Regions from separate parts of the Homo sapiens genome. Here region 1 is linked to region 2. The links are chromatin contacts, found by Hi-C or POLR2A ChIA-PET in ENCODE. All regions are on one chromosome and are shown on one strand. Each heading gives the region's core, a stretch centred on a gene start or an enhancer-like site at or near the end of the contact. The rest is flanking DNA. Distances are from core to core; before and after follow the strand shown. Region 1 overlaps CBFB (core-binding factor subunit beta). Region 2 has its middle 4.2 kb from the start of CES4A.

What was found. A loop is a pair of places that touch in the nucleus more often than their neighbours do. ChIA-PET counts read pairs that join two places held with the same protein, here RNA polymerase II (POLR2A). Pooled maps may share reads with other maps.
Region 1: a loop to region 2 is called in a pooled map, with 7 times the contacts of the local background. The contact joins two enhancer-like sites. A Hi-C loop is called at or near these places in 1 of 168 maps with a recorded cell type or tissue (endothelial cell of hepatic sinusoid) and 10 of 50 pooled maps. POLR2A ChIA-PET finds 5 or more read pairs at or near these places in 2 of 52 experiments (both activated T-cell).

What each region holds. Positions count from the first base shown.
Region 1 is chr16:67,052,045-67,055,595 of GRCh38, reverse strand. The region is part of intron 3 of CBFB (core-binding factor subunit beta); the gene reads right to left. Among named protein-coding and RNA genes, the nearest start is that of CBFB, 25 kb to the right of the region's middle. Within about 2 kb of position 1,560, at least 4 of the 41 ENCODE cell types and tissues checked have a DNase peak (open chromatin) inside an H3K27ac peak, as active enhancers do.
Region 2 is chr16:66,982,757-66,986,000 of GRCh38, reverse strand. No RefSeq gene overlaps it. Among named protein-coding and RNA genes, the nearest start is that of CES4A, 4.2 kb to the left of the region's middle. Within about 2 kb of position 1,745, at least 2 of the 41 ENCODE cell types and tissues checked have a DNase peak (open chromatin) inside an H3K27ac peak, as active enhancers do.

The DNA.
Region 1 (3,551 bases), core at 311-2,810, 70 kb before region 2:
TCACGAGGTCAGGAGATCGAGACCATCATGGCTAACACAGTGAAACCCCATCTCTACTAAAAAAATACAAAAAAATCAGCTGGGCGTGGTGGCGGGCACCTACTCAGTAGGCTGAGGCAGGAGAATGGCGTGAACCCGGGAGGCGGAGCTTGCAGTGAGCCGAGATGCGCCACTGCACTCCAGCCTGGGCGACAGAGCGAGACTCCGTCTCAAAAAAAAAAAAAAAAAAAAAAAAAAAGAAAGTGTCTGGAATTCAATAGATTTAATACACTGTGTGTGTGTGCGTATACACATATAAATACATATTCAATAAATGGATACTAAACTCAGACTTCTGTTAAGAATAAATTAGACCCTCCAAAAAGTCATAAAAATGTATTAACTTGCCACCAATATGCTCTCCACATAATTATTTTAATTTGGTTTCACTGTATTTTTCTTTTCTTACATGAAAAGCTGAGCCAAGATAAATTCTGACTTTCACCCTTCAGTTGCAGCCATTTCCTCTGAAGTGATGTAAAGCAGTAAAAATCTACCAGCTAGATTCTCAGATAAAATGTACCCGATAAACAAGAAGAGGATACTAACAAAAAAGGAACATTTGTAGCACACACAAAAAAGAGCTCTTGGTGAAACCCTGTCTCTACTAAAAAAAAAAAAAAAAATACAAAAAATTAGCCAGGCGTGGTGGTGGGCACCTCTAGTCCCAGCTACGCGTGGGAGGCTGAGGCAGGAGAATGGCGTGAACCCGGGAGGCGGAGCTTGCAGTGAGGCGAGATCGCACCACTGCACTCCAGCCTGGGCGACAGAGCGAGACTCCGTCTCAAAACAAACAAACAAACAAAAAGCTCTGTTGAAATATAGTAGAAATTAAGACCCAATATAAGACTCTGAAGATAAAGTAGAGGAAATCTTCTGGAAGGTAGACCAAAAAGACAAAAGAGACAGTAAGAAAATAAGGTAACAGGATCATTCCTGTGGGTCTAACATCCAAATAGTAGATGTTCCAGAAAAGAATAGAAAAAATATAAGAAAGGAAGTCATCAATTAATATAAGAAAATTTCCTTACGAAGGACACAGCTGCCATACTGTAAAGGGCTGGCAAGTACCCTGCACAAGGAATGACTGTGGACCGACACTAGGTTACATCATAGATAAATACCAAAACATGGAGACAAAGATTTTACAAACTTCCAAAGACGGGGAAATTGGTCACAAACAGATCAGGAAACACAATGACTTCAGAGATTTTCAACTGCAACATTTAAACCAAGACAATGAAACAAGGCCTTCTTAACGAAAATAATCTCTAACCTCAAACTCTAGAACAAGACAAACTTACAATAAAGTATCGTAGAATAAAGACACTTCAAATATGCAACAACTCTGTTATCCACAAAGAGACCGTAAACCAAGAAACAGGAAGACAGAAAAACTGAAAAAGAAACAAAAAGAAAAAAACAAAAAAGCCCCTCACAGCAGAGGATGAACACAGAAATCAGTATGAAAGCAGTGCGCTGGATATAGAGGACAATCAGTCTAGATTGAAGAGATGGACATTCTGAGGATGGTCATCACCAAGATCCTGAGGGCAAAATGCTCATATATAAGCCTTCCCCACTGCTGGGACCAGCTAAGGACACTCATTTGAGCTGACAAAGGTGATGTGCTTTGACTCACTCCTGTGAAAAGAAGGTAGCTCTGGAATGAGACATCAATTTTGACAAAAGAAATTAAAAAAAAAAAAAAAGGATAAAAGAAGGTAGGTCATGGTGAGCCTAGAAGCAGAAAATACCAGAGCAGCTAACTCCCTCTGACCATATTCCTCCACATCTCCGGCACACGGTGAGCAATGGTTTCAGTGTGCCAGATGCCCTAACTCCAGTGTGAGCCCTAGGTTTCCCATAATCCACTCATGACTGTGCTCACAAGCTTCCCCAGGGAGGCTCTAAAAATTCACAGGGAAGCTGAATCCGGACTTGACCCTAAGATTCTGTTCAGCTCATCTTCTAGGAGCTGCATCTGAAAGTGACATTAGAAGGCTGGGTGCGGTGGCTCACGCTTGTAATCCCAGCACTTTGGGAGGCCGAAGAGTGTGGATCACAAGGTCAGGAGATCGAGACCAGCCTGGCTAACACAGTGACACCCCATCTCTACTAAAAATACAAAAAATTAGCCAGGTGTGGTGGTGAGGGGGCCCGTAGTCCCAGCTACTCGGGAGGCTGAGGCAGGAGAATGGCGTGAACCCAGGAGGCGGAGCTTGCAGTGAGCCGAGATCGCACCACTGCACTCCAACCTGGGTGACAGAGCAAGACTCCTCTCACCAAAAAAAAAAAAAAAAAAAAAGAGAGAAAGTGACATTAGAGTCCGTTGTTTACACTGCCCTGAAGTGTGTGCTTCCTAGTTTCATTTTTTTTAAAAACTAAACAATGCGTTATTTAGAGATATATGCACAGGAAATAAAATGACAAAGAAAAGTAAGGGAACAAATACATCAATCAGGATAGTGATTATTTTGTGGGGGGAGACGGGTTGAGGAAAAGAACTGTAAAGTTTTCTTTCTCTTTTTTTCTTTTTTTTTTTTTTGAGATAGCATCTTGCTCTGTGGTATGAACACGGCTCACTGCAGCCTTGATTTCCAGGACTCATTTTGAGATAGCATCTTGCTCTGTGGTATGAACACAGCTCACTGCAACCTTGATTTCCAGGACTCAAGGGATCCTCCTGCCTCAGCCTCCCAAGTAGCTGGGACTACAGGCCTGTATCACGACACCTGGCTAATTATTTTATTTTTTTGTAGAGATGGGGTCTCACTTTGTTGCCCGGGCTGGTCTGTAACTCCTGGGCTCAAGTAATCCTCCCTCCTTAACCTCTGAAAGTGCTGCAATTATAGGTGTGAGCCACCATACCTGGCCAACTGTGCAGGCAGTACTGTTCAACAGAAATATATAATGTGAATCACAAATGCAAGCCACATATGTAACTGTAAATTGTCTAGCAGGCATTTTTTTTTTTTTAAGAGACAGGGTCTCCCTCCTTCACCCAGGTTGGATTGCAGTGGCACCATCACAGCTCACTACAGCCTTGAACTCCTGGGCTCAAGCAAACCTCCCACTTCAGCCTCTCCAGGAGCTAGGACTACAGGCACACCCCACTATGCCCAGTCACTTAAAAAATGTTTTTATTTTTTAAGGATGGGGTCTCACTATGTTGACCAGGCTGGTCTCGGACTCCTGGCTTCATGCAATCTTCCCACCTTGGCCTCCCAAAGTGCTAGGATTACAGGCATGAGTAACTGCACTCGGCCTAGTAGGTATTTTTTAAAAAGTAAAAAGAGGTGAAATTAATTTTAATAATGTTACTTAACTCAAAACATCTAAAATTTTCAACATGGTATCAAGCAAGCAATATCTTGGGTCAGGCACAGTGGCTCACGCCTGCAATCCCAGCACTGCGGGAGGCTGAGGCAGGTGGATCACTTGAGCTCACAAGTTCGAGACCAGCCTGGGCAACATGGGAGGAGGGCTTGAGCCTGGGAGACAGAGGTTGC
Region 2 (3,244 bases), core at 496-2,995:
TCTCAAGTGATCCACCTGCCTCAGCCTCACAAAGTGCTGGGATTACAGGCGTGAGCCACCACGCCCGGCCACATATTTTCCATATTTATTTATGTATTTATTTTTTGAGATGGAGTTTCACTCATGTTGCCTAGGCCGGAGTGCAATAACATGATCTTGGCTCACTGCAGTCTCCACCTCTTGGGTTCAAGAAATTCTCCTGCCTCAGCCTCCTGAGTAGCTGGGAATTCAGGTGCTCACCTCCACAGCCAGCTAATTTTTCAATTTTTAGTAGCATGTTTACCACGTTGGCCAGGATAGTCTCAAACTCCTGACTTCAGGTGATCCACCTGACTCAGCCTCTCAAAGTGGTATTTTCCATATTTAAAAAAATGAACATTAGTTGAGGGTTCAGTCAGTGTGAGGTTTAAAGGTATAGGGATGGGAGGACAGGGTGGGCAGGACCAGGAAAGCAGGGACTACCAGCAGCTCCACCTGGCCTGGACCACATCTCTCTCTGTTGACTGCCTGCCTATCCTCACAGCCTCATTCTGCCAGATTCTCTTATAGGCTGTGGCCACAACAATAGGAGTATGGATATTAGGCTTTGGGAGGTGAGGAAGCTGCTTGTTTTGCTGCCCAGCATCTGACAAAGTTCAGAATGCACAGGACAAGCTGTCAGGCAGAGGACAGGGGAAGGGGGCAGTGGGGAAAACAGACAAGATTGTGAATCCACCTGCTAGGCCTAGGGGCCAGCCACACATAGATTCCCCCACTCAGCTATGCAGCTCCTTGGCCACATCTGTGTGGGCCTCAAGGACGAGTTCTGCCAACCACTGGCTCTACTCCTGCCACCTGTCCCTGGGGGGGCAACAACCTTTCACTCAGCCCATATGGGAAGCACTCGTGCCAGGCCAGATACCATGATGAGGTGCCCAGGATACATGTGTGCCCCATCTGATGCTCACATGGGGCACAGGGGATGTTGAGTGGGCAGCCACGTCAACCACGTAGTCCTGGTACAGTATCATCTTTTCTGAGAATCAGCCTTTTCTCAGAAAGCCTGGTTGTTAATTGCCTGAGTCTCTTAGCAGAGTTTTCATTCAGGTAGTCCTGGTACAGCATCATCTTTTCCAAGAATCAGTCTTTTCTCAGAAAGCCTGGGTGTTATTTGCCTGAGTCTCTTAGTAGAATTTTCTTAAGAACATTCCTATGTATCTTGGTTGAGTAAAGGGAAGGATGTCGTGCTGTGGAAAGAGCATTGATCTCTGAGTCTGACTGATGTAGGCCCCAACAGCCTGGGCTTGGTGGCTCACGCCTGTAATCCCAGCACTTTGGGAGGCCAAGGTGGTGGATCACCTGAGGTCAGCAGTTCAAGATCAGCCTGCCTAACATGGTGAAACCTCATCTCTACTAAAAATACAGAAATTAACTCGGTGTGGTAGCACATGCCTGTAATCCCAGCAACTTGGGAGGCTGAGGCAGGAGAATCATTTGAACCGGGGGGGTGGAGGATGCAGGTTGGGATCACACCACTACACTTCAGCCTGGATGACAGAACCAGACTCCATCTAAAAAAACAAAAAACAAAAAAAAACAAGATGTAGGCCCCAAGCTCACTTAGTCTCTTACCATCCATGTGTCCCAGAAGCCCTTTCTGAGCTTCATTTGTCCCATCTGTAAAACAGAGCTAACAACGACTAATTGTGAGGGTTGTTGTGAGGATTAAACAAATTGCTGTTGAGTGGGCGGGACTGCACGGGGCACACCACAGCGTGGTGGAGATTGTGATGTCTGTGTAATTCCCCATATCTGTGGCTCTTTTATTGCTTAAGGAGGAAAGTTGTAATTATAAAACATAGAATAATTTTTTCCTTTTTTAAAAACATTAACTTAAAGCAGCAATTTATAAAAGATTTAAAGCAAAAATTGACCAAGGCAATTTATAAAAGAGTGTGCATAAAGTGTATTATTGGGCCTGTAACCTGTAGAAATTTAATATATTTGCCAGTGACAACACAAAGGAGGTGGGTGGAAGTAAGCTGCATTGGGCTAACAAAATGAAAACAGTAAAATAACAATCATACAATGTATTTTCGGGTTTGTAACATTAATAGATGTAAAACATATAACAATAATACCACAAAAGGGTGAAAAGTGAATAGGGATATATAGGAATAATGTTTCTATATCTCACTGGAATGAAGCTAGTAGAGATAGGGCCAGGCACTGTGGCTCACACCTATAACCCCAACACTTTGGGAGGCCAAGGTGGGTGGATTGCTTGAGCCCAGGAGTTCAAGACCAGCCTTGGCAGCATGGTGAAACCTTGTCTGTACTAAAAATAGAAAAAACAATTAGCTGGGGTTGGTGGTGCACACTGTAGTCCCAGCTACTTGGAAGGCTGAGGTGGGAGGATCACCTGAGCCCAAGAGATGGAGGTGGCAGTGAGCCGAGATCATGCCACTGCACTCCAGCCTGGGCAACAGAGTGAGACCCTGTCTCAAAACAAAACAAAACAAAACAAAACAAAACAAAACACCTCTGAAGCTGATTCTCTTTAGGTAAAATGTATATGGTAAGCCCTAAAACAACCACTAAAAACAACGACAACAACAAAACTAAAAATATACAGTGATATTAATTATTAAAGAAATTTAAATACGTCACTAGAAAATATTTACTTAAAACAAAGAAAGCGGTAAAGGATAAATAGAAGACAAAAAAGACACGAGACACATGGAAAACAAGAAGTAAAATGCCAGCAGTAAATCCAACTATGTCAGGAATAACATTAAATGTGAGTGGATTAAACAATCCAGTCAAAAGGTAGAGACTGTTGGATTCGATTTTTTAAAAAATTTTATTTATTCATTTTTTGGAGACAAAGTCTTGGTCTGTCACGCAGGCTGGAAGTGCAGCGGCACGATCTTGGTTCACCACAACCTTCGCATCCTGGGTTCAAGTGATTCTCCTGCCTCAGCCTCCCGAGTAGCTGGGATTACAGGCATGTACTACCACGCCCAGCTAATTTTTTTTTTTTTTTGTATTTTTAGTAGGGATGGGGTTTCACCATATTGGCTAGGCTGGTCTTGAACTCCTGACCTTAAGTGATCCACCAGCCTTGGCCTCCCAAAGTGCTGGGATTACAGGTGTGAGCCACCACACTCAGCCCAGATTGGATTTATAAAAAAGTCCCCTATATGCTGTCTATAGGAGACAGACTTTAGAGTCAAAGATACAAATAAATGGAAAAGAAGAGACT